2 separate regions of the Homo sapiens genome follow, and region 1 is linked to region 2. A link is a loop called in an ENCODE intact Hi-C map of the cell type or tissue named here. Cell type or tissue: PC-9. All regions are shown on one strand. Each heading gives the region's core, and the rest is flanking DNA. Links, peaks and the distances in the headings are about the cores only. Region 1 has its middle 65 kb from the start of MAGI3. Region 2 has its middle 67 kb from the start of LRIG2.

Region 1 (2,918 bases), core at 316-2,815, 180 kb before region 2:
TAAAAAGAATCAGGAAGAAATTCTGGAGTTGAAAAAGGCAATTGACATACTGAAAAATGTCAAGATTCTCTATCAGCTAGATTCCCCTTCTCCTGAACAGCTCCTCAGCCTCTCTAGGTTTGCCTCTCTAATCTTAGCAGCTCAGAAAGCAAGCACGAAAGGAAATAAAACAAAACAAAAACCAAACGTTGTATTTAAGGTCAAGGTTTACCGGGGTACCAGTCCTGGCTCTGCCCTATGAGCCACATGATTTCAACCAAGTATGTTGTCTGAATCTTACCTTTCTTATCTGTAAAATGTGGATAATGTGTTTCTTGCCATTTTCACGGGGTTATTACGAGGGCTAGATGTGTTATTCTATATGCAAATGCTCTGAAAACCTAACAAGCAGTATTGGTTTGTTCACTTTTGTGACCCAGCCTGGTGGGTCAGAGAAGTCTTCCTGGAGGAGCAGATGTTGGGCCTGAGGCATGGGGAAGGCAGAGAGTTAGCAAATGAAGAAGGTTCTAGATTGAAGCAATGGTATGAACAAAGCCAAGGAGTTGTAAAGTGGCAGGGTGAGCTCAGAGAACCATGAGCACCTCTGTATTCTCAGCTGAAGAGAGATGGGGAGATGCAGACAGGGCTTGGGTCAGGAGAGTCTGGTAGGTTCACCAAGAACCCTGTGGCCCTGGGGCCATAAGAGCTATGGGAAGGTTTTGGTAAATGAATAATGTGGTATAACAGTGTTGTAAAAAGACTGCTCTCATGGCAGAGTGGAGGGTGAAATGGAGGGAAACCAGAATGAAGCTGGAGGTGCGGTCAGGATAAAGGCCTTAACCAGTGCAAAAAGTGAGGATAGAGAGGAGGGGTGAGGTCAATAAATATTTAGAAGACAAAATTAGCAGCACTTGGTGATGAGTAATGAGTGTCTTTGGATAATAAAAATTGGCAAGTTTGATGATTGGTCCTTGGCAAAATGCTGTAGCCAATTTTTGGAAACAGTAAATGAACATTTCATTTAGAAATTAAAATGGTGGATTAATTTAGCCTCAGAACACATTGACTATGAACAAATCATACCAAGCATGTCTCATTTCCTCTTTACAGAATAGTTATTTTTCCAATATAAAATAATAAATGCTTATTTTAGAAAACTTGGAAATTATCGAAAGCTAGGATAAGAAAAAGTTCTGCTACCCACTAATTAACATTCCTGTCAGTATTTTTCTAAGAAGATCCTTTAACATGGTTGTGATCATTCTGTCCACTAAGTCTAACAGTGTGTGATATTTTTTTCTCTTAACATTACACCTCAAACGTATTTATTTTGTAACAAAATCTTTGTAAATATTATTTTAAATAGATAATATTGACTGTCTATGGATGTGCTTTAATTCATATTTTATGGGATATTTGTTTCTAATGTTGGGATATTTAAAATAATAATTTCATTGATATCTTTATATATAAAGTGCTTTCCATGTATGGGACAGATTTCCTTAAGATAGATTTCTTAAAAATGTTTACAGTATCAAAATATACAAATGTTTAAAACCTTTTGTTACATGTTATCAAACCTCTTTCAAAAAGGATTGCAACAATTTATAATGCCACTGGTATTGTAAGGTTATCCATTTCACAATATCTCTTCCTGCAGAAAATCATCATTAAAAACAACTAAACAAAACCAAAACACTTTGCTAACTTGATTAGTAAAAATGCCAACTCATGGCCAAGCATGTGTGACTCACACCTGTAATCCCGGCACTTTGGGAGAGCCGGACAGGAGGATTGCTGCAGCCCAGGAGTTTGAGACCAGCCTGGGCAACGACACTTTGTCTCTACAAATAATTTTGTCTCTACAAATAATTTTGTCCCTACAGATAATTTTAAAAATTAGCTGGGCATGGTGGCATAGGCCTGTAGTCCCAGCTGGCCTTAAACAGGGCAAAAAGTGAGGATAGAGAGGAGGGGTGAGGTCAATAAATATTTAGAAGACAAAATTAGCAGCACTGGGAGGCTGAGGTGGAAATATCCCCTCGACTGGGAGGTTGAGGCTGTAGTGAGCTGTGATCACACCCCTGCACTCCAGTCTGGACGACAGAGTAGGGGGATAAAAGTCAACTCATTTCATTTTCTTTGTTTTTACAAATATGAATAATACACACATACGGGAGAAAGTAAAATAGTATAGAAAGGCATAAAATGAGAAAGCAAAAATCTCCCCCCTTCCACAACCCCAAACCTACCCGCTTCCCCAAAGCAACCACTGCAAAAAACTTACTTGTGAATACCTTTCTGAAAAAATTGTTTATTAAAGTTTCTAAAATAGTACTAGGTACTATTTATATCCGAGGGTTCTAGGTCTGGAAACCTTTCCATGTCAATGCATATAGTTCTACTCTATGAATATATAAAAATTTATTTATCCAGTTCCCTATGGATTGATATTTTGTTTATTTTCAATATTTTGCTATTGCAAAGAATCCTGCAATGAACATCTTTGAATTAAGATCTCAGTGTACTTGTGCAGCATAATTCCTGGATATGAAATTATTTTCAATCTTACATTTTAAAATGTTTACAGCAATTTATGATCTCACCAACAATGTGTAAATGTTTATTCCTTCACACTCTCACAGATAAGCCTTTTTTATCAATCTGATAGATGAAAAAATGTCATCTCCAGCCAGGCACGGTGCCTCATGCCTGTAATCCCAGCACTTTGGGAGGCCGATGCAGGCAGATCACCTGAGGTCAGGAGTTCAAGACCATCCTGGCCAACATGGTGAAACCCCATCTCTACTAAAAATACAAAAATTAGCAGGGTGTGGTGGCACGTGCATGTAATCCCAGCTACCTGGAAGGCTGAGGCAGGTGAATCACTGGAATCCGGGAGGCGGAGGCTGCAGTGAGCCAAGATGACACCACTGCAC
Region 2 (2,883 bases), core at 1-2,500:
GACATATTTAGTACCTAGTGCAGCAATGTCGTAGGTCCTACAAGTATGAAGCCTAACTTCTAGAATGGACTCTACCACCTACTGTCCCTTGATTCAGTTCTTTGCAACTATAAATATTTATTCATTCAGTAAATAATTTTGAGACCTCCTCCATGCCAAGCAACATGCACTAATTTGAATTCAATAGTTGCCCTAAGGTACTCACTATTTGCTGGTGGTGACAGTCAGATAACGGGATCTTTATAAGCACTTCCGCACTGTGTCCTCAAAGTGTGCCAGGGAGTGAGGGAGGGCTCAACCTGTCCCTCTTCCCTAGGAGTCTGTGAGCAGCAAATGAGATCATACAGGGGAAAGGGCTTTGTAAATAGCAGAAGGTGAGAATGGGGTGTGTGAGGAGGTGGGGAAGAGGGGGAAGAAGGAGGAAGCAGAGGGAACGGGAGGCAGAAGGGAAGGAGGGGTGAAGGAGAAGAGAGGGAGTGGCAGGGGGAAGGAAGGGGAAGTAAAGTGGGAGGACTTCAACTAGGAGCTGGCTGCCTTTTCTGGAGACCTCGGGCAGGCAGCCGCCAAGCTGAGTGCTCCATCAGGGGCTGTGAGCCTGAGTGAGGCCTCACAGGAGTGAGGGAACCAAGCCTGAAGCTCAGGGCTCACTCTCCTAGCAGGCCAAGTCCAAACCTTGCAACCGTTGCCAGACTACTCTGGACTCCGTCCTAGTGGGGGCCTTAAACTCGTGTTATGTTGCTTGAGACTAGGTGCTTTCGCTGCTCCCCATGCACCCCAACCTCTTCAGGATCCCAGCTTGAAAAGTGACAAAGGCCAAGCTGTCCCTCTATTGTGATGCCCGATTTCTCATGAATCCCCTTATATAATGGTATCTCTGAGAAATGGTGGCTCGAGGTGACGCCAGCCACCACCATTCTCTGTACTGAATCGCCACCTAGAGGCCAGTTCTAGCCCAAACCAATGTGTAGGCCAAGTTTTCAATTTTGCCTCAAGATAGAAAACAAAACAAGAGTTATCTTTGAACAAAAAGATAAAAAGGCAAGAAAATGGCACAAGACCTTTAAAAGGACTCCATCAGTCCCTTCACCAACCCTGTGGTTTGCTGATGAGATATGCAAGGGCTGAAATGTCTCCACTTCTCAATGGGGCAGGATTTCCTCCATGGCTTGGGACCAATGTGAGAATGTCACTGTTTCTCACATATTCTAAAGTCTAGATTTGAAGAACAAATATGCCAAGAAAACCCTCCAGTTTGCCCTGCATGTCAGACCCCAGCCCATCTGCTCCTCTTCTTTCATGCCCAAATTCAGACACGTTGGCTAGCTTGGGAAGACAGCTCAGCAGAAGATAGGATGTCCTTTTTAGGAGAGTTTGCTAATTTGGCTTACATTTCTGGAATTAGATGCCCTACACTGAACATGAATACCCATTAATCCTGGACCATTTATTGGGAAGTAGTTGGATGAGTCTACAAAGGCATCGAAGGTAAGTTGATAGTTCAAAATGAGCATCAAGGCCGGGCATGGTGGCTCAACGCCTGTAATCCCAGCACTTTGGTAGGCCAAAGCGGGCAGATCACCTGAGGTCAGGAGCTCAAAACTAGCCTGGCCAACATGGCAAAACTCCGTCTGTCTACTAAAAATACAAAAATGAGCCGGATGTGGTGACAGGTGCCTGTAATCCCAGCTACTTGGGAGGGTGAGGCACGAGAATCACTTGAACCCGGGAGGCAGAAGCTACAGTGAGCCAAGATCGCACCACTGCACTCCAGCCTGGGCATCAGAGTGAGACTCTGTCTCAAAAAAAAAAAAAAAAAAGAAAAAAAAATGAGCATCGAGGTATTTTGGTCTGAAGAAAATCCAAGCTACATGGTTCCAGATCTTCAGTGCCCCAGCTTGAACAGTATCAGGAACAGCAGAGTACTAAGAAAAGTAAGCCAGGCTCCCAAACTGAGCAAGGACAGTTTTCTTAATCCTCTTTTTAAATTTTTTAGGTTTTTCTGTTCATTCCTTTGCCAGTCTAGTAATTCAGCTTCCCACTACTCAGCTTATTGAATTCTTAAGTATAATTGGAAAACAAGATACATAAAATATTCAAACTCTCATTATCAAAGCATCCTAGTTTGTGACTGCTTGGGGATAGCAGTGTGTGCAGTGTCCAGGGAATGCCCACAGAGGCTGCAATACATTTTTGCAGGCAAGCAGCTGCTGGTCCCTCTTCAGACCAACAACAATTCAAAGAAGGGGCTCCCTTTAGAGTAAACCTGGAGGAACCTTGGGAAAATTAGACTGATGTTTGAATTTATGAAAAAGCCACAGCTGTTCCCCAAGGATAAAGTTCAGTCCATTGATCGGCCAAAGGGCCCAGAGGAAATGAAATTGCCATTTCCTTTACCCATCCACCCAAATAAGTTAGACTTCTAAAAACTGAAGTGTTTCCTTCTCTCCAGCAGAAATGATTCCACTTGGTGCTCACAGTAATCTTGTGAAGTAAGTACTATCATTGCTGTCATGCAGAGAAGGAAACAGAGGCTAAAAGAAATTTAGTAATTTGCCTGTAAGAGGAGTAGTCAAGATTTGAACTCAAGTGCTCTGCTTCCAGAACATCTGCAGTTTTCCCAATACTGCCATTCCCCTTGGCATGAAGCCAACATACTAAGTCCTAAAGAAAATTATCTGAGAAGTAATTCAGTTTGCCATAGATTGTTGCATGAATTCCTACACAACCACTGGAACTACACTATAGGTGGAATCAGTGGGCCAAGGACAACCCTCATTCAGGAATGATGCTCATTGTTGGTCAGTTAACACTATATACTTTCTGGGAGGGTCAAAACTTCTCAATCAAACAAAAAGGTTTCTCTTGACTGTTTCCTACTTCATT

Evidence for each region. A loop is a pair of places that touch in the nucleus more often than their neighbours do. Peaks named below come from ENCODE experiments on the same cell type or tissue, not always from the same donor. Only the 100,000 strongest peaks of a DNase experiment are listed, where the experiment ranks them.
Region 1: it touches region 2 in a loop (4-fold over the local background); 2 of 110 quality-filtered maps call a loop at or near these places.

The regions. Positions count from the first base shown.
Region 1 is chr1:113,324,007-113,326,924 of GRCh38, reverse strand. No RefSeq gene overlaps it. Among named protein-coding and RNA genes, the nearest start is that of MAGI3, 65 kb to the left of the region's middle. In PC-9, for the core only: no CTCF peak of the experiment used is centred there; a DNase peak (open chromatin) is centred at 1,694; H3K4me3 peaks cover 641 bases; H3K27ac peaks cover 2,217 bases.
Region 2 is chr1:113,138,744-113,141,626 of GRCh38, reverse strand. No RefSeq gene overlaps it. Among named protein-coding and RNA genes, the nearest start is that of LRIG2, 67 kb to the right of the region's middle. RefSeq lists an enhancer at 652-821 and a cis regulatory region at 201-1,101. In PC-9, for the core only: CTCF peaks have their summits at 719 and 937 (motif pointing left); a DNase peak (open chromatin) is centred at 906; H3K27ac peaks cover 356 bases.